Regions from separate parts of the Homo sapiens genome. Here region 1 is linked to region 2. A link is a loop called in an ENCODE intact Hi-C map of the cell type or tissue named here. Cell type or tissue: PC-3. All regions are shown on one strand. Links, peaks and the distances in the headings refer to the core of each region. The heading gives the core; the rest is flanking DNA. Region 1 overlaps LOC105379082 (a long non-coding RNA gene). Region 2 overlaps LOC105379082 (a long non-coding RNA gene).

What was found. Peaks named below come from ENCODE experiments on the same cell type or tissue, not always from the same donor. Only the 100,000 strongest peaks of a DNase experiment are listed, where the experiment ranks them.
Region 1: it touches region 2 in a loop (6-fold over the local background); 2 of 110 quality-filtered maps call a loop at or near these places.

Annotation. Positions count from the first base shown.
Region 1 is chr5:92,633,900-92,650,913 of GRCh38, reverse strand. All of the region lies in intron 2 of LOC105379082 (a long non-coding RNA gene), which reads left to right. Among named protein-coding and RNA genes, the nearest start is that of LINC02058, 300 kb to the left of the region's middle. RefSeq lists an enhancer at 14,587-16,459. In PC-3, for the core only: a CTCF peak has its summit at 6,479; a DNase peak (open chromatin) is centred at 9,353; H3K4me3 peaks cover 1,169 bases; H3K27ac peaks cover 1,387 bases.
Region 2 is chr5:92,543,693-92,560,706 of GRCh38, reverse strand. It overlaps LOC105379082 (a long non-coding RNA gene), which reads left to right. Exons shown (of 4, transcript NR_188298.1): 3 at 674-908; 4 at 7,236-7,570. Among named protein-coding and RNA genes, the nearest start is that of LINC02058, 390 kb to the left of the region's middle. RefSeq lists an enhancer at 1-17. In PC-3, for the core only: no CTCF peak of the experiment used is centred there; DNase peaks (open chromatin) are centred at 7,866 and 8,106; H3K27ac peaks cover 2,221 bases.

The DNA of each region.
Region 1 (17,014 bases), core at 5,872-13,871, 88 kb before region 2:
AAATTTCAGTGGCTCAAAACAAATTCAATTTCCCCTTTATTCTCTATGTGGTTGACAAGAAGATTCTGCTTTTCATAGTCACTTGGGAATCCAGGTGGATGGAGGCTCCATAATTCCTTTTCAATCGTTTTTATCGAGAAAACATTCATATAATATGGAATTCACCATTTTAAACTATACAATTTAGTGGATTTTAGTGTATTTGCAGTGTTGTGCAACCATTACCACTAATTCTTTCACCCCTAAAAGATGCACTATATCCATTAACAATGACGACCAATTCCCATTCCCCTCTACCCTGTCAAACAATTCTTTACTTTCTTTCTCTACGGATTTACTTATTCTGAACATTTCATATCAATGGAATTATATAGTAGGTAGTCTTTTGTGACTAATTTAGTACAATACATTCAAGTTTCTTTCATGTTGTAGCATGTATCAGTACTCATTAATTTTGTCTAAATAATATTCCATTGCATGGATATACCACATTTTATTTATTCAATAATTAGTTGATGGAGATTTGGATTGTTTCCACTTTTTGCATATTGGAAATAATGCTGCTGCCAGCATTTGTATACATATTTTGTGTGCATATGTTTTTAATTCTCTTGAGTATATACGTAGAGAAAAAGAATAGCTGTGACACAGGGTAATTCTGCTTAACTTTTTGAGGAATTACCAAACTGTTTTCCACAGCTGCGCCATTTTACATTCCCACCTGCAATGATGGTTCCAACTTTACATCCTCACCAACAATTTTTATTTCTTTCTCTTTTAAAATAATCATCCTTGGAGGTGTATGGTGGTACCTCACTGTGGCTTTGATTTGCATTTCCAAAATGACTAATGATGTTAAGCACTTTTGTGTTATTGACTATTTGCATATCTTCATTGAATCAAGGCCTATTCAAGTCCTTCACCAATTTTATAATTGGGCTATTTCTCTTTCTGTTGTAAGACTTATTTTTATATTTTGGATATTAGACTGTTATCTGATAGATGACTTACACATATTTTCACTAATTCTATGGTCATTTTGCTTTAGTAATGGTGTCTTCTGATGCACAAAATTTTATGTTTAGGTAGAAGTCTAATTTATCTATTTTTTCTTTAGTCTGTTGTGCTTTTGGTGTCATATCTAAGAAATCTTTGCCAAATCAGTAGTCCTGTAGATTTATACCTATTAATTCTAAAAATTTTTATAGTATTAGGCCTTACATTTAGGTCTGTGATTTTTTTGAGGTAATTTTTGTTTATTATAGTAGGTTTTCGTACAAATTCATTCTTTTGCACAAGAGTATCCAGTTTTTCCAACACCTTTTGTTGAAAATTTATTTTTCTTCATTGAATACTCTTGGTACCTTTGTCGAAAATTAATTAAATATAGATGAATGGGTTCATTTTTTGAATCTCAATTTTATTCCATTGATTTATATGTCTAACCTTATGCCTGCACCACACAGTATTGATTACTGTAGATTTGCAGTAAGTTTCAAAATATGGAAGTGTGAGTCTTCCAACTGTTCTTGTTTTTCAAGATTGTCTTAGCTATCTAGCATCACTTGGATTTCATTATAAATTTTCAGATCACTTGTCCTTTCTGGAAAAAAAGGCACTTGGAATTTTGGTAAGGATTGCATGGAATCCGTATATCATTTGGGAAATACTGCCATCTTAATAATAGTAAGCCTTGAAATTTACTGACAAAGGGCATCTTTCCATATGTTTTATAAATTTCAGTGTACAGATCTTGCACTTACTTGGTTTAAGTTTTTCCTAAGTATATTTTTTCCTTTTGATGCTATTATAAATGGAATTGGGCTGGCTCATAGTTGTAATACCAGCATTTTGGGAGGCCAAGGCAGGAGGATCACTTGAGACCAGGAGTTCAAGATCAACCTGGGTTCTACCAAAAATTAAAATTTAGCTCGGTGTGGTGGTGTGCACCTGTAGTCCCAGCTATTTAGGAGGTTGAGGTGGGAGGATTGTTTGAGCCCAGAAGTTCAAGATTGCAGTAAGTTATGTTTGAGCCACTGCACTCTAACCAGGGCAAGAGCGAGAGAGTCTGTCTCTAAGTATTATACTAATAATTAATAAATTGAATTGTTTTCTTAATTTTATTTTCAAATTGTTCATTGCTATCACATAGAAGTACATCTAAATTTTGAATGTGAATATTGTATCACATAATTTTGCTGAAGGATTTTAAAAAATGTATTAATACTGTCTTTTATATATTATATTCCTTTATATTTACCTGTGCTGGTTTCCTTACCAGTGTTCATTTCTTCATATAGATGCAAGTTATTGTCTATTGTCCTTTTATTTAAGCCTGAAGAACAATTCGTAAGGCACATATACTAGCAACAAACTCAGTTTTAGTTTATTTGGGAATGTTTAAATTTCTTCATAATTTTTGAAGAAGAGTTTTGCTATGTATAAAATTCTTGATTGACGGGTTTTTTTCTTTTGATTCCTTGAGTATGTTACTCCATTGCCTTCTAGCCTCCATGGTTTCTGATGAGAAATCACTTCTTAATCTTATTGATAATCCTTTGTATGTGTTGAATCACCTTTCTGTCACTGCTCTTAAGATTCTTTCTTTCTTTTTGTCTTTAAGAGTTTGATTATTATATTGAGATTCTTTTTCAATTTATCCCATTTGGAGTTTGTTACGCTTCTTGGATGTGCAGATTAATGTTTTTCATCAGTCATTTTTTTTCAAATACTCTGTCCCTTTTCTTTCATCTCTGGGACTCACATTATATATAAGTTGTTATGCCTGGTGATGTCCCACAAGTATCTTAACCTCTTTTCATATTTTTAAAAATTATTTTTTCTATTTTTCAGACTGGATAATTTCAATTGACCTATCTTCCAGTTCACTGATTTATTCTTCTGCTGGCTTTAATCTGCTATTGAGCACCAGTAAACAATTTTTCATTTCAATCTTTGTAATTTTTAACTCTAGAATTTCTTTCTCTATGTATTATATATGTGTATATATATACATATGTATGCATATATATATATTACATCTCTTTTATATTCTTTACTTGGTGAAATGTGGTTCTTATACTTTTATTAAATTCTTAGACATGGTTTCCTTTGGATCTTTGAAAATATTTAAAATAGCTTATTTAAAGTCTTTGTCTAGTAAATCCAATGCATGGACTTTCTTGAGGGACAGTTTCTATTAATTGCTTTTTTTCCTGTCTATAAGCTACACTTTTCTGTTTCTTTGCAAGCCTTTTAATTTTTTTGGGGGAGGGGGCAGAAAACTGAACATTTTTAGTATAATAATATTATGTTGTAACCCCGGGAATAAGATACCTTGCCCTATCTCCCCCTGCCAGAGTTTTTCTAAATTGCTTTAGTACATTTACATTGTACACAGAGTATTAAGTAGAACCTTATCATTTTTCCCAAACTCTCATAGCTTCTCATAACATAGAAGTACTCTGTACAAAAGGGTAAATTATTTCTAGTTATTGCTTTACTTTTAAAGGTAGCTTAGTGGTTTTGTGCCTCTAAGAAACTACTTTCTGAAGGTATTCAACTTTACAACAATAATTTTGTCAAAAGGTAGAAAAAAGTAATATTTATATGAAATGATTTATTGGTACCCTATGTAAAATGTGTCATGGTTAAGTACACATTCCTAGGTAAAGGTTATAATTTTGATCCAATTCAGATGACATCTGGTTGAGGTTTAGAAACAGGTGATGTGACATGTTGGACTGAGTTCTAAGATAGATGCAGAAAGTGTCCTCAGCTCTGGCATTGGATTGTTAGAGGAGTTTTGGAGTTTGGTCTCTTTGAGTCAATTTTCTTAATTGTATAATGAACATAGATAATTTCTAACAATCTAAAATTTGAATCTACAAACCCCTAAATTACTTGGAGTACTGACTATTGGCCAAATTATGTCTAGGAATTTATTTCTCATAGAGTAGATTTCTCTGTTCACAGTGGAGCTTGTTCAATACCTGACCACATCTCAAATTTTGTAGCTATTAAAATAGAATTCTCACATCCCTGTTTTGTCCTTTCAGGTCTATATTTCTAACTCTGAAGATAAATGAAAACTGTCTATTTCCTGCTTTCCTCTAAATATCATATTTATTGTGTCCCCTTTCCATGTACATGACATGTCTTGTTCTTGCACACTGTGATGATTCAGCATTGAAGGAAGAGTTAGCTCTTAAGTGATAAGAGGGTTAAATGATCAACCTAGTAGTTATCAGGGATACTGACAAGCCTTTTGTACAATAGAGATCTTCAAAGGGGGCAAAGCAGCAAGATCTGTGAAGCTGATATCTGCAGCTCTAGCAAGACCCTGTCCAACCCCCATCACTACCATCCTGCATCCTCTTTATTCTGTCCCCATACCCTGTGAAGATAGTGTAACAAGAGGTTATTTGAGGGGAAGGATAAAAGTGAAGATGGTGCCTGCTCTAATTTTTCTGTCAAATGCCACTACAGACAGGAAAACACATTCTCTAATGTCTATACCTCCATTCCAGCAGGTTATATCTTTACTTCTCCACTGTCCCCCACCTCCCTAGCTCTGGTCTCTGCTGTCAGGCCCTGGTGAATGAGGAGAGTAAAACATAGATACTGCCTGTAAAAGTGTAGAGTGATTGAGTAGAGGGATTTTAGTTGAGTCTCCCTTTCTCTCCATTGTCATAGCATGTAATTGTAAGACTTTCTTCATCAACAAGTGAGGACCATGTGCAAATGGGTAAATCTCCCATTTCTAAAGATTTACAAAAGATGAAATTCCAAATTAATTTTGAATTTAATTTAATTTAATTTAATTTAATTTTTTCCTCTCTTCATTTGCTAATGGAAAAATAATACTTTCCTTAAGCAAAATAATTCACAAGAACATCAGTTTTGCATAGAAACCAGTCATCATTTTCATGATCTCTTCAATGTATGTTCTTTCCACTAATGCTTACAGTTCAATGTTTTGCTGTCACAAAGCAGCATAAATAACCCTGATGATGAATCTATCGAGAAAGTTCCAAGAATACAAGAATAAAACCTATTTAATTTAGCAAACCTGACTGGGTGCCATGCACGCCCTGAGCATAAAGTTAATGTTACTCAAAATCTGTACTTCCTCGTCCTAATAGTTATTGTATAGATGAGGGTTTTACTTATTTATTTAAGAAACATCAGTCTTCACAAATAAAGTAAAAAAAAATGGCAACTGAGGATATTTCACAGTCAATTATGCAAACATTCTCATTAAAGCTTTTATGATAGTTTCTGTGCTATAGGGTGTCATGCCCCAGTCCAACTGCCACCGCAGCGTGGCCCCAACATGTACCAAAGTGACATCTTTAATATTCAACATAATGAAAAGGGCCAAGCTATATATATTAAAGTATGGTGACTTAACACATATTCAGTATATTTTTCAGACTAAGCTACTTTTGCAGATGAAATGAACTTAATAAGTAATATTATATTTAAGTTTTTATAGAAAACTTTAGGGGCCAATGGTTTCCAAAGCATCTACACAAATTCTTGAGGTAGTAACTTTGGTACTGAGGGGTTTGGATGTACTCATGTCATAATACTTGGGAAGGTTTATGAAAAAGTATATAGAGAGAGCACAGACTATGATCCATAATGGTACTAAATCAAAAGTTGATGTGTTGCACAACAGGTGGGAACTCCTGCATGCTAATAATGATTGCAAAGGGTTAATGTGAGCCTCACTTAATGCACAGAAAAGAGTTAATCTTGTAGACAGGGATGAAAGTCCTTCCATAATTTGATGCTTTGTACACAATGGTCATTAACTGAATATTGTGGCTGCCTGAAATATAGTGAAAAATACGAGGAAAAAGTGACAGGATTTTTAAAAAATCTGTTTAGGCCCTGACAAACAAACAAACAAACAAACAAAAATCTTGATCACTCTTGCTATGCCAGGCTTTATAATAATTCTTTCATACATTTTAAAGATAGAAACACTTTAAAAAATCTGTATTTAAGAGACAAGCAAAGGAAAGCAACCAGGCAAAGTTCCCAGAGAAGGAATGTGCAAAGCAGTTTGAGAAAAAGTATAGCACTTAGAAAAGCCTGGGAGAAAGGGGGAGGCAAGGGGAAGAATATGTTCTGATAACAATGGAGTCCGTGCAAGTGACAACTTACACAGAGGTCAAATAAGAGAAAGACTAAACCCTATCCATGTGCAGCCCTGGTGACAGCAATTTTGGTCGAGTAATGAAAGTGGCAGGAGAGAGGGGAAAGGACTTGGCATAGGTATCTGCCAAATGTCAGCGAGTGAAAGGAGTTGACTCTTCATGACCTTTATTTTCCTTACTGAGTGGTAGTAAAGGTTATATCCTGAGGCTGAGGGATTGGGGTTAGGGTAAATGGTTTGGAGAGAGGGGACTGAGTTTGAAACATTTGTTGTAAAGAATGGGTGAGAGAGCTGACCAGAAAAATCAAAGAACTTTCAGGCAGCCTTGTGGACCTGATTGGGATTGCAGACCATGACGACAGAGGGTTATAAATGCTTTAGTGGGACTCCAGGAACTGCTGTGAATTTTCCTGGTTAAACTCTAAGTTTCTCTTGAGGACAAGGACTATATCTTACTTAGCTTGCTGACCTCAGCAGAGAAAATAATACCTGAACTCTAATTAATGAGCTACAACTATTTACTATATGAAGAAATATTCATCTATGTGATAGGATGGCAGCAGAAATTATTGATTTTTATTCGCAGGTATGAGCAGATAAATAAACTTCCTTGTTTTCTGATTATGCCAGCCATATCCCCAAATTCTCACACGTAGTTTTCCCTTCTGGTATCTCTTTCTTTCTGGCCCAATATTTGTTCTGTCACATGATAGCAATCATAGAATGCTAATTATCCACCAAATTAACAACTGCAAAATCTTTACAGTGGAGATTTTTGGTATTATAGCTGTATTAAGGGAAATATCCAAAAAATCTATTTTCTATCACATCAATGTAATATTTCCTAATAGTAAACAATTAGAAATTCAGTTCCGGTTTGTGAAATCAATATCTTTAATGCTAAATAAATGGTATTGGAACTTTATATTAAATATCTTGTGCTGACCAAATGGTGAAATTCTAAGTAGAGTTAATTCACAGCTAGAACTTAAATTAAAATTCTAAACCAATTCTGTTAAAGGAAACCAATAGTTAGGAATGTTATATCTCTCATTGTTTCTGTTTCCTTAATACCTAGTGATAACCTTTTTTTTTTTCCACGTGTGGTTAGAAGTAAGCAATGATACTTATAAAAAGGTAGAAGAAAGAGTGAGGGTTTGTCAGTAGACTAATATGAAGGGATGATTCTGGATACATGATGGCCAATCTCAGTCAAGCCATAAGACAGCTAGGACCAGGCATTTTTCACATCAATTCAGAATAATCTTTGTGCTTTTCCATTAATGTTAGCAATATTAATGAATAGAACAGGCTGGTACTCAGGAACATCATATAGATGATAGCTTTCAAAAGGAGACTATATGGGATGTATGAGAACGTCAAGCCTTCATCCTAAATTGTGCAGACACTAGTCTTCACTTAAAAAGTATGCCAGAAAAAAAAAATGCCTGATCACAGTCATGTTTTAAGATCTTTAATGCTTGTCTATGATTAGGGGTAAAATACCTTTAAAAACTTTTTTTTTATAGAAATTCTGGCTTTTCTGTGAAGATCAGCCTCTTCCTAAGCTGCATCAACTTCAAATATTCTGCTGGCAGTGTCTGTACAAGAGGCTGCTAGGCTTCAGTCTGCCACAGGCCCTAGGATTCTACAGGGTCTAGAATCCTATGGTGTATGTCTATTCATTTCAAATGGTTTTCAAAAATAGAAAAATGTGAGAGGATGAATGCTTAATATTAAATAAAAGGGATCCTGTGCTACAAAGCATACATTCTACCTCTGTTGTACAGAATCATAATTTTGAGGTTGAAATTTATATTCTTAATGTAATTTGAAAGTGGAACATAGCTTTTAAAACAGTAAAACAATAAAGGTGGCCATGCATAGCTTACAGATAGCGCTGTGCTGATAATGCCTGCACAGAGGTGTCAGAGTTCTCCATGAACAGGTTACTTTAAAAACCAGTCAAGATACCAAGATAAGTATTAAAACACTTAAACTGTAGTCTGAAAAAATAAGGAGTGAGAGAGAAAGAGAGAAAGAGAGAGAGAGAGAGAACTATGAGTTTTGCATCAACACTCTTGTAATACTGAGACTTAAATTCTCATTTGGTTTCTGCCTGGGTACTCCAGGCACTCTATGATGTTAATTATATTTTACAACTCCAGAATATCATTAAGAATATGTGAAATCCTCATTTATATTATTTTAAATTTGCATGTATTCTTATATATCTTTAGGGCTTGAATAATACTAACAGGTAAAAAAAAAAAGTCAAACAAATATCTCATTATGAACAATGATGAAAACAGAATATGTACTTACTAGTACCCTGTACCCATTTAATAGAATTTGGTGTTTATAACTATAGTCACCATGTGTTTTATTTTCTAACCACAGGATGGAAGGCCATTAATGGATTTTTATTTTCAAAAGAGGTATCTTTGCAAATCAAAGAGAGTCAGAGAATGCAAATGAAAATTGCAGTAACTGATTATCCAGCAGAATGCTTGCCTTAAATGTGAGAGGCGGTTTTGGAAATCAATTACATCAAATTTCACCATTCTTTACCTGGGCAATATTTTCAAATGCATTAATTTCCAATTTAGGTTATTAAGTGTATGACAAATCTGAATATACATTGCATGTTTCCTCTCATATTTTAAATTTTGTATCCAATTACACAAAGAGGCAGATGCAGAATACTTTTATTTTAGGATCAATTATACCATATTGATAAATGAAAATGACATTGCACCTTATTATAATTATTAATAAAACTATTTCTTCAATGGAAAAATTCTGTCATTTTTCTCAAAGGCTCAGGATTTTCCTTACTAAAATACGTCATCAGTCTTTCAGGGAACAACAACAACAAAAACGACAGAGAAATAGTTTACCCTATAACTTTTACCACTCCCTCCTGCCATACCCCTCCCCTCTTGGCGCCAAAGCAAAAACACCAGAAAATTACTTGAACTTGCCAGACAGACTTTGCTGTGATTAATTGTCTCACTAGTGTATGTTCCACACTTCATTTTATGATTAAGATTTCTGACTCAAGAAATTGTCAGCAAAAGACAATCTATCAAAGTTTAAATATCAGCAATAAAACAGTACAAGAGATATTCTGTGACTACTTAGAACTGAAAGTATTTTACTGAAAAAGGTTTGTTTTCTTTGGCAGCCTTCCATGACCTCCTACTGTTGACAAAACTAGCAGCCTGTCCTGTTTGAAGTGTAACTGCACGGCAGAAGCCGTGGCTTCAGAGCACTTACAGGATTTATCTCTAAATTAATATTTTCATCGAACACACTCACGATATACCTTACATAATCTTTAAATTATAGGAAAACGCTAGAAGGAGGTTCTGAAAGTCAGTGGCTGAAGTCATGCCAGAGATTTATGAATCTCTCAAGTCGACATTTCTGACTGACCTACAGCACACCAGGGCTGCTATTTCCTTTTCCTGATTCATGATAAGTGCAACTGCCTCCAAATAAGCCTCCGGAGCCCATTAATGCTCAGTCCAGTTCCTGATGGTAAATATGCACATCTCCAGTCTCACTTTTAATGTTCAGCTGTGATGACATTGCATAGAAAATCAGGTTACAGCCCTTTTGAGTGTATTTTCACTGTAGTGTGGGCACCCCAAAGTCCAGCTTACCTCTGGTTCTAATGAAAGGTACTGCTTTCTCATGTATTTTGCTTATAAAGAATAGCAAAATTGTTTTTCCCTTACAACATGGGTTTTAAGGTCCTGGACTGTGATTGTGATGCTTTCCATTTTTCTGATGTCAGCACCATGGCCAATTAACAAAATTACACAAAGATTGATATGAAGGTAAATATTAAAGGCACAAAAGGGAAGGGAGGGCAGATTATTTAAAATGTCAGAAAAGCCAAGACATTCATCTTCCCTGCTGCAATTTGTTTTTCATTAGTAAAATGTACATTGTTTTCCGCTTAGAAAAGTTATTAGTGGCAACACAGTCTGCATGAAGCTTTGTCTCTTCTGAAATGAAGTCTTTGTTTAGACATCGGTGATGGGGGTTTTGTGCCATTGTCTAATCTGTCAGATTAGATGAGCAAGTGTATTTAGGGGTGCAAAGATGTGCAGCCACACCTGCTGTGCAAAGCTGTGAATTCACAACTCTTCTGACTATTAAAATGTGTTATGCTGGGAGCTCTTTTGTTGTAATGGAACTGTTGGTGGTTGCGTGTTTGAAGTGGCGCAAGTGTCAGGCCTTATCACCATCATAATAATCACTCCAAAAATAACCTCATATTTTGACCATTTAATGTTAATGTGCAGCAAATTAAAGGCTAAGCACCTAATAGGTTTGAGAACACTAAATTGATTTTACACTCAAATTTTCCTAAGCAAAAACAGAAGTCTATTAATGAAATAATATTCATGGTTCAGAGAAACTGTAGTCATTTAAGAGAGTTTTGAAATCATACAGAAAGCAAACAAAGAATGCACACCAAACTATAAAGCCAATATTGTGACAATAAAGTTATCATCAGGAGAATGATATTAACTTCAGTGCTCTTTAAAGAATGCTAATTATCATTTCTTTATTTGTTGATGTTTGTGTTTTTCATATGAATGTACCATGATATTTTAGTCTTCCAACTAAATATTGAATTCTGACTAAATAGAGATAATGGATAATGCTCCTGCTTATCCCTGATTAAACAGGCCACTTTGTTTAAGGCTTCTACTATTTTAATTTGCTAAAATTTAGCTGCTTTTAATATAAAACAAGATATTAACTGCCTCATTTACTAAGTTACCATGCAGTTTCTTAAATGTGCTTTTCTACCTAATTTTTATTTTTGATATTTTCTTGTTTGGAGTTTTGATGTTCTTAAAAGATTTGTTGAGTGTCTAATAAATCTGTAGGAATTTCATCCTATAAGAATGCAAATTCTTGTAAGTTAGTAGAGTGTTTACTATAGAATGGGAAACTATTTTTTTCAATATTAAAAAAAAAAAAAAAAAAGAAAAGAAAAGAATGCTAAACCAAAGAGCCTCTGTTGTCACTTTTAAAACACTAAGCAGCTTGTGGCAGGTTTAATAGACCCTAATCTAGAGAGGCCTTTTTCAAGACCTTAGACCTGTATGGCCTCATTAATTCAAATGGTACGTGACAGTTCAGAGGTATCCTAAACCAGCCATTACCTGCATAAACAGGTTCTGATGCCAGTGTGGCACGTACATTGTCCTCAGATCAGAATTCCTCAGACTCGATAGCTATGATAAGAGAAAACCTCGGAAATACAAGAATTCTTTTTCTGTAAGTACTAATTAAATCTGATCACAAGTTATAGCCAATTCTCTTCCAAAATAGATTTTTAAGTATTTTTAATATTATCCTAGGAGAAAATATTGCAAACTTAACACGAGAAAGATATTGGTTTGAAATATTAAAAGCTATTGGCATCCTTCAACTCTCCAAAAATTGTCATTTTACCAAGACTCAGGCATATGATTAGGTTGTTCTCAGTTGACAATCATCATGATGCTGAGCCCCAGATTTAATATTGTGTAACATCTGGATTGTCCTGCCGATATAGCAGGGTGACAGCTTCACACATTCCTTGAAAAGAGGTGTCCACACACTGACAGTTACTCATCATTCAGAAAATGAAAAAAATAATAAAATGGAAAAAAGATGTTCTTCCTGATCTTAATTTAGGCTAATCTATGTAAAATACATTATCTAATAGCAGCCAGCTATTAGGTAATACCAGAACAGTTTTCTGGCACAATTGCAAATTGCAGCTGTCTGAATTATAGCAAGAAATGTTTACCTGTGATACAAAAGGCAAAAAGTTTTTACTAAAGGCCAAACTTCCTACAAAAAAGAAAATTAAGAATAATTAAAGATTTGGTTTAATTAAATTAATGTTCTACTAATCTTAAATTACTTCTCTTTTTTACCCCTATATAAGTGCCTTATGAAGACATTATATCTGAAAATGTTAAATCTGTAAACCTAATATTTTAATTAAATCAGTGTCAAATTAATTTTTAACCATCACTGGTCTAAAGAAGTCTCCTTGATAAGAGGATTGTTGATCTTAAACCTTTATGAAAAAATAATAAATATTTCTTTTTAAGATGTGCTAAAAATTTTCTCCAAATCATTTATATCCACTTTTGCACTCATTCTCTTCGAAAATATTGTTTTTTTGATCGTTTATATTTTCCTCAGAACTCCATGTCCTTGTTTTTAGCTCCAATTTTGATCTGGATAGGCAAAATACTGATGCTTTTTAAAACTTTCCTACACAGACAACATTTAAGGAAAGGCAGATACACAAAGATTGGTTTCCACATCCTGAAATTAATGAAAGTCACTGTATGCAGTGGGTCCTTAGGAGAAAAAATACGTTATTTTAAGGGCAATATTAAAACAATGTTATGCAGACTTCTTTTGCTCTGCAGTATATCCAGCCCAGCTAAAAAGATTCAGTAGTCTGACTTACATTTTTACGTGCTGGATTAGTCTTTATATTTGTTTTGATAGAAAAGCAGGCAACAGCCTATTTCATGGACAATAAATTCAAGATAGTAATGATGAGATAGTATTGCCTCAGCTAAGTGTGCCCAGATTGGAGGGTCACATATTTGACCTCGATCTAGTATGGTCCTTAATGAATCTATATACTTGATTAGAGTTACTGTCTTTTTATGGCCCAAAATAGCTTTGCATGGAAAACTAGCTCATTTTCAGTAGAGTGGGGAGAATCGTTTTGCTTCCATCACATCCCTAAAACTTTTCCAAAGACTTTTAAGTACCTGCTCTAAAATGTCCACCTTCCAGAAAGCTGTTCTTCTCGTTGCCAATTCTGGTTTTGTTTTACAACCTTCATTACACAGGCAAGACATACCTCTCTGTCACCTTTGAAAAAATTCTGATTTCTTAAATAATCAGCAGAATTAATGAGATGTTGTATTAAAGTGCCAGTCTAGCAGCTATTTCAGAATTTTTCAAAGCTTCCTTGCCTATCCCATTTTATAGAAAAGAATAGAAGAATTGATGTTGGCATGTTATCTTGAGATTTGTATAAATAACAGTAAAAAATCAGTAGTGAGGATTAGAACTTGGAGCCATTACATGTCTTTTCTTTTTATTTTCTTTGCTTCTTTCATTCAATTATTTTTGTTAGTATTCTATCAGCTTCAAAATAACTGAGATTTTTATGGGTTCAAGTCACAGATAGCACCATGAATGTTCCTTTTTGCATGCAATGTGCCCTCTTTATTATGCAATGTGCTTTTACAGTCTCTCTGCTTCCAAGGTGTAGCTCTCTCCTTATCTGTGCAGAAAACTCCATCTATCTGTCTCTCTGCTTCTCCAACTACATCGCTCACTCTTAATTCAAGGAAGTGATTTCTTACTTCTTGTCACTCTCTTTCTTTCTCCCACTCACTCTCAATCTATCAGAATTCGTTTTCTGTTTCTGTGATTACTCTGGCCTCATGTTTCTCTCTCACTCCATTCCTCTTTGAAAAATATGACCAAGAGTTTTCTTTCCTGTTGCTTTTTCTTCTTTAAATGCATCTCTAGGAAACTCTTCTTTTCCCTCTTTATCTTTTCTTTACCTTTTAGGACTTGGAGAGCAGATAAAATTAGACTGTAAAAATACCAATTCTACAGCACTATGTATACTCCTGAAGAAATAAATATTTAGCGGGGGTGGGGGGGTGGTTTCCAAAAGTATTAAATGGTAGGCTTCTATGCTATTTAGCTCATTAATAAATACAGTGAAGGTTTTAAATCCATGATATTTACAGACAAAATGAAGAGCTACTAGGTGTGAGGTACTGTATCTAAAAACCAAAAATTAGAATACAAATAGCCTGGCTCTTTATATTTCCAGCTATGTTTCTTATTGTTGGACTCAGGTTTGAATCCACAAAGACCAAAAGTATTGGAGTTTTAAGTTTCTTAGTGTACCACTTCATACACTTAGAATGCTTTCTTATTGTTACTCCTCCATATCTAAAATGGGTTGGTTAGCTATTTCTTAATATATGATTTTGAGTGGAGGTATTTATTTCTAAATTATAGTGCAGAATAGTTAAGTCATTTTAATAATAATAGGAGTGTCACATGGAATTTAATAGCTAAAGGAGGATATTGTAAAGCATTACTATTTTCCTCAGCACTTTACAATGAATGTAGTATAGGTCAATCAGTTTATCCTAAGTTTTAAAGGTAAAATAAAACACAACTTAAACAGGGTTTAGTGCATCTACTCTAGAACTTCTTTCTTACTGGGATTAAAAATAAGGTAAATTTTAAATGATATATCACCCAAACGAACATTTCATAAATGATCATTTTCACAGATATTTCAATTCCACGTAATTCCAATTTTGAAGGTGAAATGTTAAGTAACTTTGTCAAATGAACTTTGCCTTTAAAAAGGCCAAAAACTATTGGCATAGAGATCTCCAAATATTCATGAAAAACAAACAAACAAACAAACTAGGAAACAAATTTAGGAGAAAAACAGTCCTCACAGTTTAAACTAAATTAAGGACTCTACAGGAAACCCTACCATCTCTGTAATGTAATTTTTATTATCTTTTTACTCAATGAAATAATAACTCATGCACCCTTCCAATAATTACTAAGGGGGAAACCCTGAATGATAGAAATGTAATTCAAAAGGAAATACATTGACTTTCCTTTGCTTCATGTAATTGTCACATAAGTAGGCAATAAGCTATGATGGAGGCAACCTCCATGGCTTATTGTAAGTGAGCTCACATTTCCATAGTCCATTTCCACCTACCCAAATAGATTGAAATATTTAACATGATGGTAAAGCTCAGTTTTTTCCCACCTCTTCTTGACAATAATTCTATAGTTCAATATCCTGTGCATTTTTCCTTGAAGAAGATGAAGCATTATTCTTTTTGAGTGATATTAATCTATTTTGCTATCTTTGCAAGGATACATTAACCAGGCCAAACTCTGAACATGTTTTTTTTTTTTCTTATCATAGAAAAGACAGCCTGATAGCTCATTAAAATATATGAATGAATAATAACTTCTTTCTTTAAATGAACTAATATCTATTTTAATGAGGCTTGGTTTATAGTGATTTGCTGGCTGAAGTGCTCTTCTTTCTGCCTAATTATGTGCACAGCTTTCAGACAACAAGGAGTGTCTTTAACATTAGTTAAGAACCTGGGCTTTTATCTCAATCAATAGTCTTTAGCCTTTGAACTCCTGTCAGTGGAAGACCAGTCCGTCACGTTCAGTTCTACCTGACCTCTTTTTCTTCTTGATGCATGCTGCCATTTACAAAAGAAACACACACACACACGCACATGCACACACACACACTCAAACATGTGCAAACACACCCACACACACACCTAAGGTACAAGCAGGCAAAGTGTTTAGATTATTTGTGTGCCTGTGTGTGTATGTGCACGCGCACAAGCACGCGTGGACAGGACCCTTTATAGCTGTAAAGATGTGTGACTGTAATGATGATGTTAAAATTTTCTTGTTTCCTTTCACTGGGCTTTGTGTATCTCAAAGGAGCCCCATATGGTGCTCTTTGTCCGTGTCATTACCTCGTTACAGCCACTGTCTGCCAGCCAAAGGTAGACCAAGCGCTGCAGCTGTAGACAGCGATACAACTGGAATTGTCTAAGGTCAACAGTGCCGTAATTACTTTAAAATGTCAGCGTACAATAAAATACAACAGTTCATCTGGCAGAAAGCAAATTAGCTTTGACCATAGCGTAATTACCCTTTTCTCAGCACCATTAGAAGAGATCAAATCTCCACATTCAGTGTTTGAGGAAAGGCCATCAGAGTACACTCTACCTGACAAGGATGCACATTTGCCATTTTGAGATGTAATTAATTGTCCCTATAATAGAAATTTTTATATTTGACTCTGGAATTGAAATGTGTAATAACCTGGCTTCTTCATTTTAACCATTTTGATGCTGGAAAAAAATATATGTTTTGCCAAGTACAAATAGGTAGTATCAGTAACACCCAGAACACATTTTACATTTTGATAACAATTAGCTCTACTGCAGGAGTGATTTTTCTGAAGTGACTTGCACACGTACTGACAATGATACTAATGTCTAGATCCTACATCAGAGGAAACAAATTAAGAAATTAACATCATTACACTCTTCCTTTCATAGCTTCTTTTTCTTCTTTGCATGTGTATTTCCTGTCTGGCTGATAACGTAACCCGAACTGTCTTTTAGACTTATTAAATTGATTTCCGCCACCGATCTTCATCTATACCTCTACCTCACACATGAGGGCAATCTGGGCAAAAGAGTAATCCCGCTCCAATCTCCCACAGGATTAATGTGCCATTATGCCAAGAACATCCTCTTTCTTTCAGACACTGATCATTAATGATGAAGGGTACAACTGCACCAATGATACAGTAATTTGATTAACTCAGAAACAAACAGCAAGAAGCTGACCAGTGACAGTCCCTGTAGGGCAAAGTCTTCACTGATTGTTGACTTTCATTAATATTTAAGGGCGCCAAAGATGCTTTAAACTGATTTGAAATGACTTAGGTGTCTGAAGCAGCCTTTCTTCTTGTGCCTGGTTGTAGATACAGATGAAACAGCTGTTTTGTATCAGAAGAGCCTTGCACTGCATTTAGGGAATTCCACCACCATAAAGATGTTTACATTTTCTTGATGTTTCAGTCACTGTGTTGTGGGCTGCTTCATAGTATTTCAAATGAAAGAGTGTTCTCTTGAGTTCAGAAATTTCCCTTTTGAGCACAGATTTCCGGGGGGGAAAACTATCTAGGCAACCAACAAG
Region 2 (17,014 bases), core at 3,806-11,805:
CTTTGTAACTCAGTAACTAAGATGGGGTTTTTCCGCCCAGATAAATTGCTAATTTGCTAATTGATACAAAAGTATTTTCAAATATTAAATAAACTGCAAATAAAGCAAAAAGAAAAAGAACACTAAGTTACAAGGACACCTGAAAAATATATAGCTTAGCATTAACGGATATACATATTTTTAAAGACCTATTTTACCTTGTACACAGCATTGAGCATCCATTCCCAGTTGTATGTAATAGCTTGGATGTGTAAGTGAACTCTTCAACGATATATTTGTACCAAGTAAAATGCAAACCTGTGTAGTTAAAAAATGTTGTTATATAATAAATTCAAGCAATAGATTTATCTTTAGAAACATCTTTGTTCTCAATTTAGTTTCCCTATTTTAAACTTTCCGTCTTGTCTATATACTCAAAGACTTCTAATAATGCCAGTTTTACACATTGTTTAGAAATACTTTGGAATCTATCTTTAATTCCAGGATGTTCGACTCAGAAATACTCATACAGCAAAAATTGGTTGGATATGAAGATTACAAAGTTATTGAAACTCAAAGACCTTCTGTAATGCCTTTGGTTGTAAAAGTTTTCTCTTTCCTAAGCCAAGGTTCTTTTCTTTTCTTTTTTTATTCATCCTTCATTTTCCACTGTTTGTTTGGCTTCCCTCCTCAGATCTGAAACGAAGCCAAGCAAAGCAACATCACCTTCTGGAAAGTGCAGAAACTGCAATCAAGATCAACAAAGAAAAGCACCCTTCCCATAGATTCATCTCTTTGGCGTTTAAGTGTTTGGGCGAGTCTACAAAACTCAGATTCCTCATTTAACTAGATGTTCCAGGTCACAGAGATATTCTACTAAGGCAATTTTCAAAAGACCATAAAACCACCACATCAATTTATGCTTGCAGGTAGTATAATTGCCTTTGTATCATATATTTTTAGAAAAAGTGGCTTAAAACAATTTGAATAGTGCTTTAGAAATAAGACCCTTAAATAATTGACGCTGGTATTGCCTTTCTTAACTCTGGGATTTCAAAACATTTTCCAAACATTAATTGCAATGGGACCCTGGTGAGGCTGATATTATCATACCTATTTTCCAAGACGATAAGCAGGGAGCGCAGGGCCCGTTTCTTGTCTTGCCCCATGCCCTTCAGAGCTTGTCCAAGCTCAGAGCTCCCTTAAAAACCATTGGATCAGCTCCATGGGAGCACAGAGGAAAATGAGAAATGGGCTCTTGGAGATTTAAGGGATTCTGTAAGGTTGTGTGTGAGTGAGCTGTAGCTAAAAGTCAAAGCTGGAAATCTAAGATTCCTTATTCAGTGCTTGGATATATTTCCTCATTAAGATAATTCATGTAGAATATCAGGCTTGCAGGAATATGCTGGTAAGAAGTGGACTCTGTTGCTGTTTGTTTTTGAGTAACTTATTTAATAACAAAAATGCCTCCCTTTGATTTGAATAAAAATAAATGGCTGGATTTTCACAGGCAGCATGCATAGAAGACCAGCAAGGGCCAACAGTGAATTTCGACACTGACTTTTAAAAATTGTGAAAGAGATGCTAACAGCCTAATTTGCAGTGGAGACTAGATTCTGTGGCTGTATCAGGTGGTGGTATAAAGAAGAGCCATATACAGAAGGTGAAATGAGGGGTTAAAAGTCACGCTAAACATGCTGCAAGGACCTGTGGGCATCCCAACCTTTTTTTCTTTAATTGGGAGGAGAAGAGCTTTTTACTAAAGAGTAAGTTCCACAATGTAGGCCGGTGGCCCAACTGGGAAATACTCTTGATTTGAACAGTTTGCAGCAGTTCTTTTCTGAACTCTTTATATAGATCCTCTTTCAATATGGGGACACATATTTTAAGGTAAAAGGGGTATTTTACTAATTTTTTTTAATGAAGCTTTCACTGCAAGCAATATTTGGAGTTAGTAATCACCGGCTGGTTTCTTTCCCTCCTGCACTGCAGGAATGAGGCCACTTTCACAGCTGGTTGTCAGCACATCTCTTATTACTAACACCAATTATTGATTTTTAAAAGGCCTACGCTATTAGTACCCTGCTACATCTCTTCACGTACAATATGTGTTTTAAAAATTCCTTTTGTAAAAATATAAAATCTGAGTCCAACCTTTCTATCATCACTGTGCTTGTTCTTTACATTTTATCTTATACCTTCACAGGAAAGCAAACCCGGAATCTTTTTTTTTTTTTAACTTTTGGGCTAATTTAGAAGCAGAAATACTTTGCCCATATGATCTCTCTGGCAGGTATCACATTATAAAAAAGCAAATGGTGCGTAGTGAGGGAGGATGAAAGAACATAATTAGAGGGTTTAGGATCTTCTATCCCCTTTTCTCTGCCTTTATTTCGTGCCATCCCAATCTATGTTTAAGCCAATCATAAAAACCCACCTGGCGTCATCCCCACTAGGGTGGCTGCTTTTGCATAGGACTGCACCCCAAATTGGACTTTTCTCTTCTCTTTGAAAGTTCTCAATGAAGGTGAATTTTAGGATTTCTTTCAAAAGATACTATTCACACGTCAGTCATTCTAGTTGTTGATATATTGTCCAAATGATAGGCGGCTCTGAGAATATTTATCTTTAGCAATATTTATGGGTGTATTAGTTTTGTAGAGCTGGTGTAACAAAGCTCTATGAAAACGCTACAAAGCTCACCAAAAACTGGATGGCTTAAACAGCAGAAATTAACGTTCTCATAGTTCTAGAGGCTAGACATGCACCATCAAAGTGTCAGCAAGGTTGGTTTCTGCTGAGGGATGTGAGGGATAATCTGTTTATGCCCATTTCCTAATTTCTGGTAGTTTTCTGGAAATTTTGGCATTTTTTGGATTATAGATGCATTTTCTGGTATCTTCCTTCATGCTCACATAGGATTCTCCCTGTGTGTGTGTCTATGTCTGTGTCTAAATTTCCCCTTTTTATAAAGACTCAGTCGTATTGATTAGGGACCACCCAAATGATTTCATCTGCTAGGATACCATATCCAATTAAGGTCACATTTACTGAGAGAAAGCACTTCAACAACTTTTTGGGCAACATAATTTAAACCATAACAATGGTTTGTTAAATGACGTATATATGATACTATATATATATAAATCATTATTATCATTGATTATGTATATAATCAAATACTATTTTATTATTTACAAAATACATGGTGATCATAAGAGAATATTTTACAAATTACAAATGGGAAAAGTACATGGCATTACTAAAACGTCAGTGCCAATGCCTCAGCAGAGAAAAATTAGTGCATTAATTAGTTACCCTCTGATGGATAGTTTTTAGATAATAGAGACAGGTATTGGTAAGCGAAATGGAATTTTAATTTCATGAGGATGCTAGAAAATTGCAAGTTGGAAGATCAATTTTATTTACTCCATCATTAACATGTGCTAAGTGAATATCTAAAGCAAGCTTGTCCAACCTGCGGCCTGTGGGCTGCATGCGGCCCAGCATGGCTTTGAATGTGACCCAACACAAATTTGTAAACTTTCTTAAAAGATTATGAGGGTTTATTTGCGATTATTTTTCTTTTTGCTCATCGGCTGTTGTTAGTGTATTTTATGTGTGACCCAAGACAATTCTTCTTCCAATGTGACCCAGGGAAGCCAAAAGATTGGACACCCCTGACCTAAAGTGTAATCCATACTCTGATAGATGGTTTTCAGTAACACAAATTCAACATAAAACTGAACATACATTTTCATGAGCAACTACTAGGTTCCAGGTACATGACTGCTATAGAGCATTAGAGTTCTAATACTAAGTAAAGCAGAGTGATTTTTAAAATCTAAATACAGTTTAGCCAGGAAGAGTGAAGTATAAACCAATCATTGAAATTTAGAGGGCACTGTAAAGAAAACCCATATACATGGAAGAAAGAAAAGGCAGGGTCAACTTCTTAGTTGTGAGGAAGGATCTTGAAGAAAAGATTACTCTGTTTTTGCATTGCCATAAAGAAATACTTGAGGCTGGGCAATTTATAAGAAAAAAGGGTTAATTGGCTCACAGTTCTTCAGGCTGTACAGGAAGCATAGTGGCATCTGCTTCTGGGGAGACCACAGGAAGCTTCTAGTCATGGCAGAAGGCAAAGGGGGAACAGGCACATGCTGAAAGCAGGAGCAAGCGAGAGCCAGCAGCGAAGTGCTGCACACTTTTACACAACCAGATCTCCCGTAACTCACTCACTATCATGAGAACAGCAGCAAGGGGATGGTGCTAAACCATTCATGAGACTCCAACCCATGACCCAGTCACCTCTCACCAGGCCCAACCTCCAACATTGAGGATTACAGTTAGACAATTCAATATGAGATTGGGGCAGGGACACACATCCAAACTATATCAGATAATGATAATATGACTTAAAAAAAAAAGATCTGTATAGTCTCACCTAACAGTAGCCTGCCTGGGGCAGGAAGACAAATGGAGTTCATGTCTCTAAATATTTACAATTATAAATTAAGGTAACAAAATTGCTACCCAGAACATATTCAAATGTCCTACCCTGTCAACTATAGCTTTTGAGCAACAAAATATGAAAATAAGTCATGAATCAATGTTTATATGACTGGAGAAAGAAAAATATTAAACATGATGGAATTTGATTATTTCCCATATTTAGATCTTCTGTTTATGAGTAAGGACATTTAAACTAGTAATAAAGGAAACATACATAGTTTATAAATATATGTAAACATTTTATAAAATTTATTTTTCCTACCTTCATTTCAATACAATTCAATAATTTTACTCGTATTTTCAGATTTACACAGATTATGAAAAAATTTTAACCTGAGATTTTTAGTTTTTTAGTTCTAAAGTATATTTTTAATTAAATTTAGCTGTTTTCATAACATTTAATCCACATTACCATCATATGTGCCAAAAAGTAAGGCCAAATTTGATATGTGATTTGCTTTTCAAGAAATAAATTTAATCATCTGGATAACTGAACAAGAGAATGCTAAATATACACTTAAGAAGATAGATAATATTGCAGTTCTTTATTTTTCTGCTTATTACCTGACTTCAAAATGATGATTTCCATAAAATTTCTTGGTAATTCTAAAAGATAGTAGAAACAAATCAAAATGAGAAACAAATGAATAAATAAAATGCAATATTTTATTTGACTTCTGAAAATATATGCAGTCTTAAAGCTATAAACCTTATAACACCAGACCTCCAAAACATCTGGATATGAGGTATTAAATAACATATGGATATCTGATTTTTTTTTCAGATTTCTCCTAGTTTTCGTATAGTGCACATGCAAATTGCAAAGAATCAACAAAGTCTTCCTGATCTCTATATATTTTTTCTTAATAGTTTTCAAGGAAAATGCAGCCAGGCTTGGTGGTCTGGTCATTTGAAATCTCTAAAGGAGCTTAAATATAAGTAAACATCAATGCGAAATCATAAAAACAAAACTGATTGTTATTTCCAACTGCAGTGATTCAATGTTGATGCCCACCCAAGGCAATCCCTTGGTTCCGTCTTCTGACACTGTATTAGAATGTCAACTTGTGGATTCACCTTAGCTGTTAATAAGAAATTTTGTCTTTATCATGAAGATTGGATCTTGGGTCCTTGTGTCAACATTAAAATAGTAATAAAGTGATGAAATACAAAATACCTAGGAATATTATAGGATCTGAATCTTCTAACTGGGTACATAGATACTTGAGCACATTAAATGAATTAGTGTTAATCACAAGTGTATCATGTAACTCAAGTAGATTGTGTGGCCCTGAAATTCCTGAGGGTTGCCTGTTGTTTCACATGCTGCCAGAACTTGAATGCCGCCACCACCCTCCCCTCACCCCACTCCCTGGGGGACTAAGCAGAGATTATTAGACTCTAACTTCCAGAAAAAGGGCTAAGTCTTAAACATATCTAAGATTATTACTATAGAAATGTTATTGCTTAATTTTAATGAGTATGTTGACCATTTAAGTTGACAGTCCTTGTCACAATTTATCAAAGACAAATTAGCATAGTTAGAGTCACCAAAAGGAAACTATTAAAACCTAAGTGTTTTCACTTCTTCTGATCTGGCACTTTTCCTATAGAACTATATATCACTTTAGTGCTTCTTAATTAAAAGTGATGTCTTCCTCCAACTTAGATCTGTACTGCAAACATTCCCTGTCCCATGTTGCTTTTGATTTACAAAGTACAATATAAAACTGGATTATATTATCTTCAAATAAAATCAACACCAGTGATGTTGCTTTGAGTGGTTTATAACAGTGATTTCACTAGATGCAGTGAAAATGCACAATACCTGGGAATTAGAAATTTGCTCTTTTCAAATATTGAAACACTTCCCTTTCTTCTAAATTAACATTATATTTTATTAACCTATAAAATCTCATACTATATGTGTACTTGACTTCTAATATGCTAAATTTAGGGTATCTCCTCTTACTAGGTATTTATTATCGATTAAATATCTAGAGCAGTTATTTAAAAATGCCTATTCCTTTTGTAAATTTAGAGGCTATAGATAGATCAAATTGTAATTATGTAACATTTAATTTTTAGATGAAAATTGTATTGAGATAATTTTATATTCACATGCAGTTGAAAGAAATAATAAAGAGATACTGTGTATACTTTACCTAGTTTCTGCTAAAGGTAAACTATAGTATAACATTAGCCTAGGATATTGACTTTGATATCAATTTTATCCAGCTTTTTCAGTTTTATTTTTACTCATTTGTGTGCATGTATATTTAGTTCTATATGCTTTTATCCATATATTGTTATTAATATTTAATTTTAACATGTAAATATTTTCTTAAATTTTAAGTATCTATTAACTGTTGTTTATGAATTATATGACATATAATCGATCCTTAAAAATATAAAATAACTACTAAAATAGGTTTCTTTTAGTATTCTAATCGATAAAAACATTAATTTTAGACTTGGCTAAATATTACTATCAAGTAGTTTGTAAAGGTTGACTAATAGTTCCCCAAATGAATAGTTTAAAAACACCATTGACATTCTTTTTTCCTTTTGAATTCACACCACAGTTTTTAACTAGAGGTTCAAAAGAGGTTAAGAAATATGAATCCATTTTCAGTATTTGGGGCATCAGCTCATTAAGAGTAATAGAGCAGGCTTCCAGTTTGAAAAAGGCACTGACTCAAATGTGTAATGATTTCACTTTCAAATTTCTTTTATCTCAGCTGCTTCTACTTCAACAAATACAAGTGCTTCAGATATAATAAGAAGACTAATGAGGATTGCAGATGATTACAACAATATTATAATACTTCCCAAGGCATAATGACATTTTTTTCCCAAATTAAGGAAAAAAGGTTTTTTCTTGTTAGAGTCTTTATTGCCTGAATATGACCTCAGTTAAAACCAGGAACCCAACTTTAGAACAAATCTATGAATAAGTATTTTTTTAGTAAGACTTCTTAGCTTATAATGGAAGTTTTATTAACTTTAGCAAGGACTATGTATGTGCTACAGGATTACATCCTTAAAATAAAATGTGCCAAAACGGGTCATTTGACATCACTGCCTCATTGCTGTTCAGAGTTGGCATTTTGCTGATCACCTCACCATGTACTCTTGGGTACTTTCTCTATAAAGTGGTTACAAGTCCAGCCTTCTGATGTTATAGTTGGATGCACTATATAAAAGGGCCATTTTCTACTAAGTACCTTACTTGCTTCAGAGCCAGAGTACAGCTCTTTCATCAGTCACAGTTTTGAAACAGCAGGGGTACAATGTATCAGTTTGTTCAAAGTAGACATTGTGCTGTTTACAGAGAAATTGTGACAAATCAGGAAAGAATTTATAACCAACGCTATACAACATAACTTAAACAACAAAAAATAAAGTGCATAATCTGACTCACAAAATGAGACATCTGCAAACCACTACAGCAAATTGTGTAATGAACAGCCTCTCCAGGGTCTTCATGTAATTCAAAGCTGTTTTTGGCTCCCTTTCATTCTGAGTTTGAAGACAGATTATTTTACAAGGTACATCAGCCTTTAGGGAACAGCAATTTCCTCCTTCCCTCAGCCTTGCCTCCCCACAACACAAATGTAACTTTTTAAACTGTTTATCTTTGATCAAAAATATATTACTTAGCGTACTAAGTAAACAGCCGAACATTTTGTCATAGAAATTATTGCTTCCTGTGGCTATTTTTAGTGGCTTTTTTTCCCCACATTTTCTGGGCAATTGGTAATAAGGCTGATAACCCTGCCATTTGTTGCTGTAATGATCTCAGAAAAACATTTTGAAATACGATCTGCTCTTTAGTGTAATGGATAAACTACTATGCTGCCAGGAATTATACCCAACTTCCTCACTCAATAGTCATGGGAACTTAAGCAACAACCACAACCCACACACATAATGCAGGAAACGATACGGAACACATATATTACATTTCTGTGGTGATGTGGTTACCAAGAATGGGCACTAGCGTTGCTGAAGCACCAGAAATATTAAATCAAGATGATGCAAAATATGGAAATGCTGATATACTATACTCAATTGTAAATTATCTTGCTTTTTGAAACAGTTTGCTAGCCACCTATTAAATGATGAATTTTCTCTAAAATAATACATTTAAATATAAAAAAGAAAGCATTTTAAATAGAATGCCATTCAATTTTGCTTTTTGCTGTTATACAAAATCATTTTCAGTCCTATATATATTCACAATACTTCTAATATTCTTGAATACAGCTTCATTATCTTTTTCTTAATTTGAATTTGAAAATATTATAAAACAATCAGCATGCTTCTATTATTTATAAATTCTTTTTAATATTCATATTAGAGAAGTTATATATTTGTACATATTGCCTGTTTTTTTCTGTTTCCAACATTTACTGTGGATGATTTATTATTTGTATATATATATTTTTTAACTATAATTTTGGAACTACACTGCATCTTTACGTCTAGAATAGACCTTAAAAGTTAGGGGTTATCAGCTCTACTTGTTTCTTCTGTGTCTGACATATAGCCAGAGCACATAAAACAAGTCTTTACCTGTTTTCTAATACTTACTGATTGCACTGTGGGTAGTTTGAATTTAGAGACAAATATTTACTTGATTTTTATCAAAAATATATCTATCATACTACTTCTTATGTTTAAATGATTGCTTTTATTTTGTTTCTTAATATAGAAGTACCAGTAATTCTATGAATGGTGAAAGAAAAATAACAGTTTTGTTGTTTCTCTTCTAATATCTGTCTTAATCACTAATCTGATAATTTAAAAATATATATGTATATATTTATATATACATATATATATAGAGAGAGAGAAACAGAGAGAGAGAGAGAAATTTCATGCTCCATACTATGTTTCCCAAATCCTATACCTCTTAAAAAGATTATGGAACCTGGAACCTGGAGAGAAAAAAAAATGAAACCAAACAATATCTCAGAAATGTAGAGACTCGGGATCTGTGAAGTCGCTTCTGATGTGGAGATGCTTTTTGAAGTTTTAAAATGACAGCGTTGAAACATCTCTCTGCCTTCCCTTTGCGCTCTCTTATATCTGCTTAAGTGTCTTTGTCAGAAGTATTCTTCTGGTAACTATGGCTCAATCCAAGAATTCTCTAGAGAATTCTTAAAAGTATTTGTTAACAAATAAGAAAGTTTATTACTGAGGGCAGACCTCATTTTAAAAATATGTTATTCTATTACTAAATGTGCAAAATTGGATATATATATATACACACATATATGCACACAACTGCTTAGCAATCATGTTACGTGTTCCTCAAAATTGCATTTATCTTTATGGTGTAAGACTATCTACAATAATTCTCAAGGTCTGTTTTCTGATGAAGAGAAGGTGGAGATGTAAAATGATACTATTTTTTCTTCCTAAAATTGTCATAGAAACATGTTAAGTCCTTAGCTTTCTGGTCCCCACTGAGGCCCAGAACACATGAGTAGATGATGTAGCAAAATCAAAGATCACTTGATTTTTAAAAGATAAGTTTCACATCTTATATTTTACAACCCAAAAGGAAACTAAGTTCGGAACAATAATAAAGCTAATATTTATGTGTTTAAATTAATAATCTTGTTTGATTTGAGCATATGTTGTATTTTAGGAAGCAATAGTTGAACTACAGAATTTCAATATTATAAAGAATTATAGAAATTATAATGTATGACAAAAGAAAAAATTCTATATTGCCTCTATTAGATTCAAATTAGTATGATAAGAAAAATATACAACCAAAGGTATAATTTTGTCATCACTTCAAATTGTCAAGCACAATTTAAGAAATGTAAAGATTACGTCTGTACAAAGAAAATCTGGCAATGCTTTTCCAATTTTCCTAACTACTAGGATGTAGGCAGAACATACTGATGAAAAACAATTACCTAATAAAATTCTGATATAAGATATAAGAAAATAATCCTGCTTAGCAGAAGTGCAATTTAATCATTCAATTTTATTACATTCTTTTTATTTTCAAATTAAAGTAGAATGCTTAAAAACAGAGAAGTAGCTTTGAAATATTGTGAATGATTAAAAAAATGAATAGTTTAAGTGAGATAAATTCCAAAGGAAAATCAGTGTAAATTCATGCAAACAGTACTTGAGAGACATTGTTCTGAAGGATAGCTTTTTGTACAGATCCATTTTAAAAATCTCAATTATTCAAGGAATGCATTGATTTTAACATCAATTTTTCTTCACAGGCTTTGTTATGAAAATAGGTATATATAATGAAGTGGGCTGCAAGGAAATTACATTTTGCAAATACTCTCCACTTATATCAAAGATAAGGGCCATTCAAGAGTCTCATATATTAGACTAGCTTTGTCCCAATGGAAACATAAAGGAAATTGTGACAAAATATACATTTTTCTTGGTCAGTTAAGACTGTACTCTAGTAACTAGCATTTTTTCCCAGAATAAAACTTTTTGCGCCCCTTTAACTCTTCCACAATGCACTTCCTATTTTTCTGTGTCAGTAGCTGCACATCAAGGTGCACACGAAGGCAAGTGGGATTTCCACGTGCTCTTGTCTGGCTCTATTCAATCAATCGCTATGAGATTCAGTTTTATTTTGAGGAATACCTGGAAGAACATACGTAAAAGACCCTAATAGTACCTGATCCAAAACTGGTTTTTAAAAGATAACTATTTTGTTTTACTTCTTGACATGTATTCAGAGATCTTGGTATGGTTTGATTCAGTCTGTTATCTTTGTGTATTCCTCCCTGTCAAATTCCTTAATCACACAAAACCTATGTTCTTGGAATGAACAGTTCGGTGTCTTTATAGGATTTTTGTCTTTCTTAAATCTGGCTCTCTCATGATGAATACTAATATCTACCATAGAGTACATACCTCTGTATGCCAAGTGCTTTGTATATGTGGATGTCATGATCCCTCTCTTCTATTATAATGAAATGAAGGCTCAGAATGTTTATTCCAAAAGCCTCAAACCACCCTGCTATAAAGTTTCAGAGTCAAAATTCAAACCTAATCTGTCAGATATCAAAGCAGGTTCTCCTCTGAATATGACACACTGACCCCTTTGACATATTTGTCCCGTTATCTCAAATTGTGTGACATGTAAAAAGTTGAACAATTCTAAAAAAAATTAAAATGCCCTCATATTGATGCCCACTGCTTTCTTGTATAGGCTGCTTAGAAGTGTTTCTTGAAATTCAAATGTATTTTCTTTTGCGTTGATGATCTTCCATTTTGTAGAAACTATTAAGGGTTAACTGAGTCATTCTAAAATAATAAGTTCCCCCATACCACAACACAAAACGAAACAAAAATGAACAACTCAGCTTCTTTAAATATTAACTTTGTTCTATAATGTTAAATATTATTTTTAATATAGGGGATTTTGTAAGGGTGTTAAAATGTAAGTAAAGAGATAACATTCTTATTTTTTGCATTGTATATAACTTTCAAAGCGACTGGGTGAATAAAATAATTTTAGAAGTGAAATTTGTATTAATCATAGAACTTCTAGGAATGGCTGGCAATGGGGAAAAAAATGATTTTCAGTCTAATTTCCCTAGGATACAACTTAACTTCCTTCAGGGATAGCTAAGCCAAGTGATCATGGATACAAACTGGCTGTGGTTGGGCAGGCAGCCACTTAACGTATCCCTTAGCTGATAATAAAGTGTATGGTCTGCAGCTGTTTTTAAAAAAGACAGAAAGAATAAAGAGGGAATGGAAGAAAGGAGTAACAAAAGCACCACTAGAAGATACTATGAGGGTGATAAAAACAGGGATACAATCTAATTTGCCTCAACATTGGATGTCAAAACATTTAAATAAAACAATTATACTTGTATAATACATCTTTATTATAAATAAATTCTTTAAAAGTTGTCCAAAATAGAGCAGATACTATTAAGAAAACTTTAATTATCTGCTGTAGTATATGCTGCTCAATAATATAAATCTGTCTATTTTCTTCACTGATGTGTGTAAAGTATCTGTATCAGGCCTGGATCTTAGTAGGTATTCAATAAATATTTTATGCTTGTCTTAATTATTTCATAATATTCTAATATTGTATTCTGATGTGAATAAAGAAATTCAGGAGAAACTTAAGTTTTACTTTTGAATATTTAAGCATTTTATGTGGAATTCTAATTTCATTTGAATAAATGTTTAATATTATGGATATTAAAGCTACTCTACCATATGGGATCTTGTGCCATTTTAGAGTGAGGACCCTGTAGTCAGACTGCCCACATTAGCATCCTGGCATTACCTTATAGTAACTTTGTGACCAAGAGAAAATGGCAGTTTACTTGGGACTTGGTTTCTTGTCTACACAAGATAGGTGTTATTCAGGTATCTATCTCATAAAGTTGAAAAACTACATATTCAAGAGGCGTTTAGGTTCTGGAATTGCATTCTATTTGATATATAAAATAGATACTCATTCACTGATGTATAAATGTGGTACCCATATATAGACAGTCCTACAAAAAACTTACTGAATTAAAGGATCTGAAGGATTTTTAAAGGGTTGGCCATCTTAAGAACATTCTCAATATCTTTGTTTTGGGGATTGAAATGTACATATTGGTACCTCTTTCAGGATATTCAGCTGATAAAAGTACACATTAAGCCATTGCCAGTTCAAACAATACTTCACATGCATTTGAAAGAATACCTAGACAAGAAGCAGAATTCGAAGAGAATAATAAAAGCTAAGGTTTATTGAGCACTTTCTAATGCTCTAAGCTGTCAAATGTCAGGTTAAGTTTTAATGTGATTTCAATGGGTCATAAAAAGGACATTGCTGGGGAAGAGAAAAGTCTCCAGAGAAGTAGGTCCAAGTATAAAACCACAGACAAGTTTTTTTTTTTTTTTTAATACTTTAAGTTCTAGGGTACATGTGCACAACGTGCAGGTTTGTTACATATGTATACATGTGCCATGTTGGTGTGCTGCACCCATTAACTTGTCATTTACATTAGGTATATCTCCTAATGCTATCCCTCCCCCCTCCCCCAACCCTATGACAGGCCCCGGTTTGTGATGTTCCCCACTCTGCGTCCAAGTGTTCTCATTGTTCACTTCCCACCGATGAGTGAGAACATGCGGTGTTTGGTTTTCTGTCCTTGCGATAGTTTGCTCAGAATGAGGTTTCCAGCTTCATCCATGTCCCTACAAGACAGGTATTAAAGCGATTATACCATATGAGATGTTGAGCTGGTTTAGAATGAAGAGCCTGGGAGTCAGACTGCCTGTAGTATTAATAGAATCTTGGCATCACCACATACTGATTTCATGAACTTGGAAAAAATTACTTTATGTTTGTGACTTAGTTTCCTCTCTGCACAATATGTTTTCATATGTGAGAATTAGGTATACTGTAAATTGATTAGAAGAGTTTGCTGATAGAACTTCAATAAATGTTAGCCACTAGTGCAGTCAAGAAGGCCCCATTCTCACAAAGGCCTGATGCTTAGGGTCACTATTTAGAAATTCTTAATAATTTTATCTTTTGTTTTTTGTAAGGGTAGTCAAATGGACAATGGAAAAAGTGCTGAGAGACTTGGAGTCCCTGAAGCCTCCCCACCTCCCCAGAACAGATTCTCAGACATCCAACCAGCATTCCAAAGCTGTCCTCCACCCACTGCAAGGCCTGGGCACAGAGATGAGGCAGGATGGTGTTGGCCACATGTACTCTGTGGCATCTAGGTGGGGCCTGGAGGCAGCCAACCCTATTCCCCAGGATGGCAAGTTCATTGGGCACCCTGATCCAGGAGCTGAGTGCATCTCAAATGTGGAGGTTGCAATCCTTCAGGGATCTCACCTGCTGCAGATTCTGCTAGCAGGCCCATGGGAAGGGGGTATTGACTTTCCCTCCCTTGCCAGCAACACAGTGTGTCAATCCAGCAACTAATGCCACTAACAGTATGGACCCCTGAGAGGCTGTAATCTGCACTCGCCCCCTAACTATCCCATTCCATGGGAGCATGACAAACAGCACAGAGAAGTTGAGAAAAAATAAATTCTGAAAGAAAAGAAGTTTCGTGCCTTAGTACCTTTAATGGTACTCTTTCCTGCTCTTTGAACTATACACCCTATGTTTTTACTTTTCAATGAGTTTTGAAAATTATGTAGTTGTTTATCTTAACTCCTAATTACTGAGTCTGATAAACAAGTTTGTTTATAGAATAGTTCTTGAGCATGTAACATATGCCAAGAACTGACAAAAAGGGAAACTGACAGGAAACCTGTGCTTATCTAGGCTTTGATAGGTGGTGGTGCACCTTGCTTTTGGCTTGCAAGGCATGTTAAAAACAGTAAAAACTGCTGATCACTTTGTAAATTACTTGACTGATCTCTCTGTCTCTCTCTCTCTCTTAACGAGGGTTTAGCTGGAAATAGTTCTATTACTAGAAACACTTAGAACAAGAATACAGTTGCTGAGAACTTACATTTGATTTATTCAGCAAACGTCATATAGAAAGCTTCCTGGCTTTGCTGGCCTAACACCATCTCCTCTCTTTGTTTCCAGCAAGGGCTATAATTTCTAATACTTCCAATAGTGTCTCAGGAATCAGAACTAATACAGAAAGAATATCAAATGTAAATGCAGAGCGGCAAATAATCGCTTATATGAGAGACAGTGTAGAAGGCTTGATGGAAAACCTTAAACAGTGAGACCATGGTTACATAATGAAATATTCAACTCAGTAAAATTATGCCATCCATTGATGGCTAAGGGACCAGGGTTTCTTCCAAATTCAGGGCAATCTTAGTAAACGTGTTCATTTCATATTTAAAACAAAGGACATGAATAGTATTTTTTGCATGTCAAATACATAACGTAATAAAGCTTTCATTTCATATAATGGGTTCGCTTAGTAGTTAGAACTTGAATCTTTCAAGTGAGTTTGGAATTTTTGAATTGCAACTCAACACCAACTGCTTCAGTGAGTTAGGATTCTTTTGATCTAAGAATTATGACACATTTTAAGAGATAATTAGGAAAAACAAATCCAAGTGGAACTAAATATCTAATAAGAAGCATAAAAGTTTATGTTAAGAGATACGTTTTCTTATTTTTCATCACTGTATGTGATTGTATTCTATTCATGGGTGGGCAAACTCTAGTCCATGGGCCAAATCCAGCCTGCCGTCTGTTTTTATACAGCCTACAAGCTAAGAATCATTGTATTTTATGTGGTTGATAAAAAGAATATTATGTGACATGCAAAAAATTCAAATTTTATTGTCTATAGATACTCATTTGTTTATGTATAGTCTATGTCTGCTTTCTCATGACAAGACAGAGTTGAGTAGCTGTGACAAAGTCCATATGGCCCACCAAGCCTAAAATATTTACCGTCTGATCCTTTGCAGGAAAAGTTTGCTGACTCTGTTCAAGCTCACCTACTGATCTTTCTGTGAAACAAAATACCACAGAAAATGAATGCTTGCACAATAGTCTGAGTCCAGGCAACTTAAGCAAAATAACTGTTTTCATTCCCTCTAGTACCTTAATTTTAATCAATGAGTAATAAAAATTTCCAAAGTAGTTATTGCACCAGTAGAAAAGTAACGCTAAAAGTGAAATAGATTTTTGCAGCTTGCAAGAGAAATATAGCCACTTCTGCCCAAAAAAAGTTTTTGGACTTTATGCTCAGCTTCAATCTAGACATGCCATGATTCCAACAGTGACAGCATATCATAAGAGAGGACAGAGTTGGCAAAAATCTGACTTCAGACCAGCTGCATGAATTTGCTCCAGTATTCCAGCGGGGCCCTGGATCAGTAGATCTCTGGTGAGAACGCAGATTAACTAGATGTCTCCTCAGTAGAGATCTGCTTTCTATTCTCCAAGCTACTTGACTTCACATAATTTAGAAGGTCATTTTTTTCCTGTTTCTTTCAGAGCCAGTACAACCATCCATTCTCAAGTATGTACCAATCCGTCACTGGAATGTAAAATATTTAGTTTCATGCAAATGTGGGCATATATCTGGAAACTTCTGGTTCCAACCTAATGGGCCAGGCTTTGAAAATAACTTTCTCAATGTGTTGAAGAATGTGTTCTCCATTTTTATGGCATTGCTTTACTTACTGTTATAGTGATTGTTGTACACCATTACACTTTAAATATATATTTATATCTTCACACACTTTGCTCATCATATGCACTTTAAAAAGATGCTTCTAAGTAGAATAAAAAGATATTTTCATTTATGACAATTCCACTCTGTGAGGCAGAGATGAGAGTTTGAATTCTTACATTAAGAGTCTTAAACAAACTTTTTAACTTGCACTTATTTCACTTATTTTTCTTTAAAATAATTACTTTGTAGGCAGAAGTTAATATCTTTTACTTGTAACTTAAAGAAGTAAGACTTTCACTAGCACTATAAAGTTGCGGCATTGCTTTTAATTATAGCTTGTAGATTTACTAGAGTGTTGGTTGAAATGCCAATGTAAATTTAGAGTG